Linked DNA regions of Homo sapiens: region 1 is linked to region 2. Evidence: read pairs that join two places in POLR2A ChIA-PET (ENCODE). Cell type or tissue: GM12878. All regions are shown on one strand.

Region 1 (4,000 bases), 370 kb after region 2:
TACTATTACATTTTTTTCTTACAGTTTGGTTTTACCTGGAGTTAATAATTGTCATTTTTTTCCTATTGTTTGGTTTGAAGTACCAAGGGCTATTTCATTCCAAATGTCCCAAATATGTAGTGATTATTTTTCCAAATGTTCAATCTGTAACTGATTAATTCCATCTTTTCCCTGGAAACCTCTGTCCCACAGATCTCTTTCTACTATAGTTTAGACTGGTTGCTCACTAAGGCCAGTATGCAAATGTTGTCCTGGGATTTCCTCTTGCCGAGTTTTTCTGACGGATGCCCATTTCCTGTCTCTCACATCTTCTTCCTTCTTTGTGTACTCCCTTGTTTTGTCCTGGAAAGTCTAAAAATATTGTTTTTGACCACATGTTGGATTGGCTGGGTATATAACTCCGCGTTAGAAATAAGCTATCTGGGCCGGGCGCGGTGGCTCACGCCTGTAATCCTAGCACTTTGGGAGGCCGAGGCAGGCAGATCACGAGGTCAAGAGATCAAGACCATCCTGGCCAACATGGTGAAACCCCGTCTCTACTAAAAATACAAAAATTAGCTGGGCGTGGTGGCGCGTGCCTGTAGTCCCAGCTACTCAGGAGGCTGAGGCAGGAGAATCACTTGAACCCAGGATGTGGAGGTTGCAGTGAGCCGAGATTGTGCCACTGCACTCCAGCCTGGTGACAGAGTGAGACTCTGTCTCAAAAAAAAAAAAGAAAAAAAAAGAAATAAGCTATCTGGCCAGGTATGGTGGCTCATGCCTATAATCCCAGTATGTTGGGAGGCTGAGGCAGGAGGATCACTTGAGCCCAGGAGTTTGAGACCAGCCTGGGCAACACAGTGAGACCTCCATCCCCTCACCCCCAAATTAGCCAGGTATAGTGACACACACTTGTAGTTTCAGCTACTTGGGAGGCTAAGGTGGCTGAGGTGGGAAGATCGAATGAGACCAGGTCGGGGCTGCAGTGATCTATGATCCCGCCACTGCACTCCAGCCTGGGCAACACAGCAAGACCCTGTCTCGAAAAAAAAAAAAAGCTTCCCTCAGATTCACCCTCCCCAGTTGCTGTTACTGATGAGAAATCTGAAGTCATTCTGATTCCTGTGCCTTTGTCTATTTTTTTCACTCCTGATGATTTTGAAACCTTTCTGAAGTTGTATAATGATATGCTTTGGTGAAGGTCTTTTTTAATTTACTATAGTAGGCCCTTGGTGGGCTCTTTAAATCACTGTATCCTTCAGTGTTTGGATATTTATTAGGCAACTAGTCTTCTCACTGGGGAATTCATAAATGTCAGTCAGTGGAAGCTTGTTTGTTTTTTTTTAACACCCTCATAGAGATATCAGGGTCTCTGGAGAAGACTTTCCTACTTTCCCAGGGAGGGTGAGAGAGCAGGGGTGCTATTACAGACACCTCGCCATGGCATGTTGGGAGTCAGGTGGGGGAAGGGCTCACACAATGCTGTGTGTAGACCTTCCCTCTACTCATCAGTTTTCAACTCTATGTCTCATTCCTGCCCTTCAAGCCCTGCCTGAGGTCCCTGTGCAAGGAGGCCTACAGAGTCCAACTTCCTTCCTCTTCATGCAGCAAGAAAGTTTAGAGTCATTTCTTTCTTGGCGGTTGAGGGTCTGGAGTGCAGGCAAGTGCTCTGCACACAGAGGTCAGTGAATCCCCCTAGGTTGGGCTCCATACCTCATTTCTGACCTTCAGTGGTAATTTGTGCTTTCAAGCATTAAGCCTCTTAGAGGTCAAACTGGCTGAATTGACTGGTTTCTTGTTGGTAAGCTCCCCTTGTTGGCAGTTGCTTGCAATTTCCTCTGCTTCAAGCCGGTTAGCCTCCCTGCACCTGCCTTCTGCCTTCCAAATATTTGTTGAATTCTTTCATCTCCTGTTGCCTCCTTCCATGAACTTTTGTGACTGAATGCTTTTTTATATTTCTTCAGCGGGGTTATGTCACTAAGGTTTTTCAGAAGTAGGGGGAGATAAAAGACATTAAGTATATTTAATTAAGAGCCTCCAGTCATGTATTATTTATCTCAACCTTTCTTTAATAGTAAGCTTGATGAGGGTAAAAAAAGACCCATTAACTACCATTTTTAAAAATAATTAATAAGATGAAAACAGTGGAAAAAAGACCAAAATGTGTCAATTTCAAGAGTCAGTTGCTGGGATAAATTGTATCTAAGCTTGTTGACCGCTAAGGAAAAAGTGATGTTAGCTGTGTTTCCTGGTGAAGGCAGAAGGAATGAAGGCAGGGAGAAGAAACTGACATTTTTTGAGTGTTGATTAAGAGCTATCCACACACCATACGCACACACACTCACACACTCTCTCTCTCTCTCTGTGGTTGTTTTTGTTTATAGAGATGGGGTCTCTCTGTGTTGCCTAGGCTGATCTCAAACTCCTGGCCTCAAGCTATCTTCCCACCTTGGCCTCCCAAAGTGCTGGAATTACAGGTGTGAGCCACCGCACCCTGCCTAAATTCTTTGTTTTAATCCTCTTAAGATCCTCAGGAGGTCATCATTATCCACAACTTTCAGATGAAGAAACTAAGGTTTAGAAGGGTTTGCTCATTTATTGAAGGTCTCAAATAGGGATGGGAATGGGATTTGAACTTAGATCTGCATATAACTCCAAAGTCCAGGTTTTTCCCCACTAAGCCAAGGGCATGGATCCTGTTCTCCTCTGTGCTCCAAGGTGTCACCAATAATCTCCTGTTGTCAGATTTAGTGGTTTAGCTCACCGTCCCAGCGTGCTTGGTCTCTCTGATGGATTGTGAATGACTCTTTTCCTAACCCCAGAATCCCCTGGTTCTACTCCAGACTCTCTGAATCCTCAGTTGCCATTGCAGGATAGTGCCTTTGCAGGTCGTTTTCCCGTTCTTAGTTCTCTTCTCATGCTTTGTAATCCCTGGGTGACCTCATTCACCCCATCACTTCAAATTACATTTATAGGCGCACGACTCTCAAATCCGTCTCCTCAGTCTGGGCCTCCCACCTGAGCTCCAGATCTCTTTATGTACTTAAGTGACCGGCAGACTCTTCACTGGTATGTGTCACAGGCTCCTCAAGTCAACAGGTCCCAAACTGAACTCATCAACTCACACCTGCCCCTTGCCCTGTGTTGGTCCTATTTCAGTGCTTGGGTCACCACCCTCCTAGTCAGCCAAAAGTTGTCTTTGACTTATTCCTCTCCCTTGCCCTCATCTGAACTGTTGCCAGCTCCTGCCAATTACATGTCCTAAATTTCCCTGAGATCAGTCTGTCTGTCTTCACCTCCACTGCCGCTATTTCAGTTTCACACCCTTGTTCCGCATATGGATTACTGCAACAGCCTCCACTGGTCTTCGGGCTTGCCCCAGCCTAAACTCCACAGTGATGTGAGATTTTTTATTTTTATTTTTATTTTTGAGACAGGGCCTTGCTCTGTCACCCAGGCTGGAGTGCAGTGGCACAATCATAACTTACCGCAGCCTCAATCGCCTGGGCTCGAGTGATCCTCCCACCTCAGCCTCCTGAGTAGCTGGGACTACAGGTGCATGCCACCATGCCCACCTAATTTTTATTTTTATATTTGTTTATTTTTTGTAGAGGTGGGGTCTTGCTTCGTTGCCCAGGCTGGTGTCAAACTCCTGGGCTCAAGCAATCCTCCTGCCTCGGCCTCCCAAAGTACTGGGATTACAGGTGTGAGCCACCAGGCCAGGCTTTGATGTGAGATTTTTAAAAGTACAAATCTGACAGATTTCACTGCTTCAAACTCTTCAGTGGTTCCTTACTACCTGAGGATAAAGCTTCAAACATTTCAGGCCAAAGAATTTCCATCTAAATTCGGCCCCAGGTGAAACCTGACACCCCACCCCACCCCTTGCCTCAACCCATGCTGCTGCTGCTTCTAAATCAGGAAGGGGGCTGCCCACTATCCTACACCTCAAACACCATTCTCTAAATCCCTACTACTGTTCCTGAACCCTTCCTCCTCCTCTGAGGTCAGGCCATCTGTC
Region 2 (4,000 bases):
GTGAAACCCTGTCTCTACTAAAAATACAAAAAACTGGCCGGGCACAGTGGCTCACACCTGTAATCCCAGCACTTTGGGAGGCCAAGGCAGGCGGATCACGAGGTCAGGAGATTGAGACCATCCTGGCTGACACGGTGAAACCCCATCTCTACTAAAAATACAAAAAATTAGCCAGGCATGGTGGTGGGCGCCTGTAGTCCCAGCTACTCGGGAGGCTGAGGCAGGAGAATGGCATGAACCCGGGAGGCGAGCTTGCAGTGAGCCAAGACCGTGCCACTGCACTCCAGCCTAGGCGACACAATGAGACTCCATCTTAAAAAAAATACAAAAAATTAACCGGGCATGGTGGCAGGTGCCTGTAATGCCAGTTACTTAGGAGGCTGAGGCAGGAGAATCGCTTGAACCTGGGAGGCAGACATTGCAGTGAGCTGAGATCATGCCACTGCACTCCAGCCTCGGTGACAGAGCGAGACTCCATCATTGCTCAAGAAGAAAATTTAAGGGTTATCCTTGATTCCCTATTTTCTTTTACATCCAAACCAAGACCTGTTGATCCTCAGAGTTAGAGGACTGAATGAGATAAAGTGCTTAACACCTTAATTCCTAGCTGATGAAAAGAAATCAGTGATAGCTATTATTTTATTATATTTAATATTTAATAATTACGTAAAATTTTAATTTCCATAGTAGCTACCTTTGCTTTGAGTTTTTGATACTTTTAAAATTTTTTGTTGTTGTTTTTTGAGAAAGTGTCTCACTCTGTTGCCCAGTCTGGAGTGCAGTGGTGCGATCTCAGCTCACTGCAACCTCTGCCTCCTGGGTTCACTCAATTCTTCTGCCTCAGCCTCCCAAGTAGCTGAGACTACAGGCGCGCACCACCACGCCCGGCTAATTTTTCTACTTTTGTAGAGACAGGGTTTCACCATGTTGGCCAGGCTGGTCTCAAACTCCTGACCTCAAGTGATCCACCTGCCTCGGCCTCCCAAAGTGCTGGGACCATAGACATGAGCCACCACGCCCAGGCCAAATTTATTTTTATTGATTTACTTTGAGACAGGATCTCACTGTCCCCTAGGCTGGAATACAGTGGTGTGATCATAACTCACTGCAACTCAAACTCCTGGGATCAAGAAATACTTCCACCTCAGCCTCCCAAGTAGCTGGGATTACAGGCAGAGGCTATCACACTCAGCCAATTCTAATTTTTTGTAGAGGTAGGGTCTCACTATGTTGCCCAGGCTGATCTCAAACTCCTGGCTTTGTGATCCTCCACCTCAGCCTCCCCAAGCACTGGTATTACAAGCATGAGACACTGTACCAAGCCAACACTTTTTTTTAAGTTGTAGGAAAATATGCTTCTGGATACTGATAACAGTCTTGTGAGTGATGTTTTATACAGGCAACTAGTAGGATTTTTTGCTTTGTCTCTTTCTCAGGGTTGTAATTGTATTGAAACAAATTTATAAGGATGTAATTAATAAGACAGAAAACTCATTTGTAACTTATAGGTGAAAGTACTTGTGCTCACTTTCTAGGGATCCTTTTTTTTTTTTTTTTTTTTTGAAACAGAGTCTCGCTCTGTCGCCCAGGCTGGAGTGCAGTAGTTCAATCTTGGCTCACTGCAACCTTTGCCTCCTGGACTCAAGAGATTCTCTTGCCTTGGCCACCTGAGTAACTGGGATTATAGGCACACACTATGATGCCTGGCTAATTTTTTGTATTTTTAGTAGAGATGGGGTTTCACCATGTTGGCCAGGCTGGTCTCGAACTCCTGACCTCAAGCAATCCACCTGCCTCCGCCTCCCAAAGCACTGGGATTACAGGAATGAGCCACCGCACCCGGCCAGGATCCCCTTCTTAATATCAAAATGCCTAGGAAATTGGAACTCCTCCAGGACTAGAATTAGCACCCTGTTTCTTTACCTCTTAAGCCTCTCATCTCACCTAATCTGTTTTCCATTCCTATTATCCTATTGATTTTGCCATTCCTAAGGTCACCAGAGTTCTTCTGAAGTTGCCAGATTTAGTAGCTTCTTTTTTTGGTCCTCTTTTTTACCTGTGAAGATTAAATATGAAAATCTGTTTCTACACTATAGATGAAAAGCCCTTCTTAAACTGTAAAATAAATGTTACTATAATCCCCTAAAGAGTCACTGTTGTAAGTATCAGTTCCTTTTTTCTTTTTTTTTTTTTTTTTGTTTGAGACGGAGTTTCACTCTTGTTGCTCAGGCTTGAGTGCAATGGCGGGATCTCAGCTCACTGCAACCTCCGCCTCCCAGATTCAACCGATTCTCCTACCACAGCCTCCCAAGTAGCTGGGATTACAGGCATGCACCAACACACCTGGCTAATTTTTTGTATTTTTAGTAGAGACGGGGTTTCTCCATGGCAGTCAGGCTGGTCTTGAACTCCCGACCTCAGGTGATCCGCCCACCTCAGCCTCCCACAGGGCTAGGATTACAGGAGTGAGCCACTGCACCCAACACATAATATAGTTTCTTTTTCATGGTACATTTAAAAAATTGAATTGAAAAAATAGAAATGAGGGTTTTTTCTTTTTTTTTTTTCCCATCACCCATGCTGGAGTGCAGTGGTGTGATCTCGGCTCACTGTAACTTCCACCTCCTGGGCTCAAACAATCCTCCCACCTCAGCCTCCTGAGTAGCTGGGACCAGCTGGGTGCATACCACCATGCCCAGCTAATTTTTTGTATTTTTGGGAGAGACAGGGTTTCACCATGTTGCCCAGGCTGGTCTCAAACTCCTGAGCTCAAGTGATCTGCCCTCCTTGGCCTGCCAAAGTGCTGGGATTATAAGTGTGAGCCACAGCACCCAGCCAGAAATTAATTTTCATCTTCAATTAATATCTGAAATTGAGGCTAAGATGGCTTTTCAAAACATTCCTATTTGGCTTTGAGAGGCTTTGAAATAGTGTCCAAATGTACTTCTATCCATGGATGTAACTACATCCTAAAGGATGTTTATATTAAGACATACTGCAGCCAGCCATGGTGGCTCACGCCTGTAATCCCAGCACTTTGGGAGGCCAAGGCGAGTGGATCACCTGAGGTCAGGAGTTCTAAACAAACCTAGCCGACATGGTGAAACCTCATCTCTACTAAAAATACAAAAATTAGCCGGGCATGGTGGCGGATGCCTGTAATCCCAGCTACTAGGGTTGGGGGTGGGGTGCGAGGGGGGGCGCTGAGGCTGGAGAATTGCTTGAACTCAGGAGGTGGAGGTTGCAGCAGTGAGCCAAGATCGCCCCATCTCACTCCAGCTTGGGGGGCAAGAGCGAGACTTTGTCTCAAAAAAAAAAAAAAATCCCAAGAAAGTAATGGTTTTAAGGCATCACAAGTTATCAGCAGTTTGAAAATCCAAGTCCAAATAAATTATTTTTCTTGGATAAGCAAATACCAAGATTCTACTATGTGCTAGGTAATATGCTAGACCCTTTACAAAGGTTATCTCATTAAATTCTCACAATATCCCTACAAAGTAGGTATTTTTATGATCTCAGTTTTACAATTGAATGATTTGATGAAGCTCAGGAAGTTCAGCTAAGCAAAAAAATAAAACCTTTTCTGACTTCCTCGCTTCCAACCATGTCCTTGTGTTAAATGCCCTTCCTCTATGCTGCTTTCATACCCTGAACATATCTTTATCTTAATACTTATCATATTCAAATGGAATTATGTTTATTTATCTGTCTCCCTCACTAGACAGTTCCTCAAGGGTAGGAACAGTGTCTGCTTTATTCACCAGCACAGAGCCTTAACATAGGAGGCTCTTAATAAATATTTATTACACTGCAGATTTGAGCTCAGAGTTCAAGCCTAAATCTGTCTTTATATCACAGGCACACAGATTGAAATAAGATAGTCACTCTACTTTAAGGAAGTGTTGGGAAGGAAAAACAAGCCAGTTCTGAAAATCTTAGCAAGTTTTTTATATTAAGAAAAGATAATGCTTTGGAAACTTTCTCTACCATCTAAAAATGA

What was found. ChIA-PET counts read pairs that join two places held together with the same protein. Peaks named below come from ENCODE experiments on the same cell type or tissue, not always from the same donor. Only the 100,000 strongest peaks of a DNase experiment are listed, where the experiment ranks them.
Region 1: POLR2A ChIA-PET joins it to region 2 with 7 read pairs; 1 of 35 experiments calls an interaction of 5 or more read pairs at or near these places.

The regions. Positions count from the first base shown.
Region 1 is chr1:44,682,349-44,686,348 of GRCh38, reverse strand. All of the region lies in intron 1 of ARMH1 (armadillo like helical domain containing 1), which reads right to left. Among named protein-coding and RNA genes, the nearest start is that of ARMH1, 9.6 kb to the right of the region's middle. In GM12878, no CTCF peak of the experiment used is centred here; a DNase peak (open chromatin) is centred at 1,698; H3K27ac peaks cover 1,939 bases.
Region 2 is chr1:45,051,325-45,055,324 of GRCh38, reverse strand. All of the region lies in intron 4 of ZSWIM5 (zinc finger SWIM-type containing 5), which reads left to right. Among named protein-coding and RNA genes, the nearest start is that of UROD, 41 kb to the right of the region's middle. In GM12878, no CTCF peak of the experiment used is centred here; a DNase peak (open chromatin) is centred at 2,034; H3K4me3 peaks cover 687 bases; H3K27ac peaks cover 2,635 bases.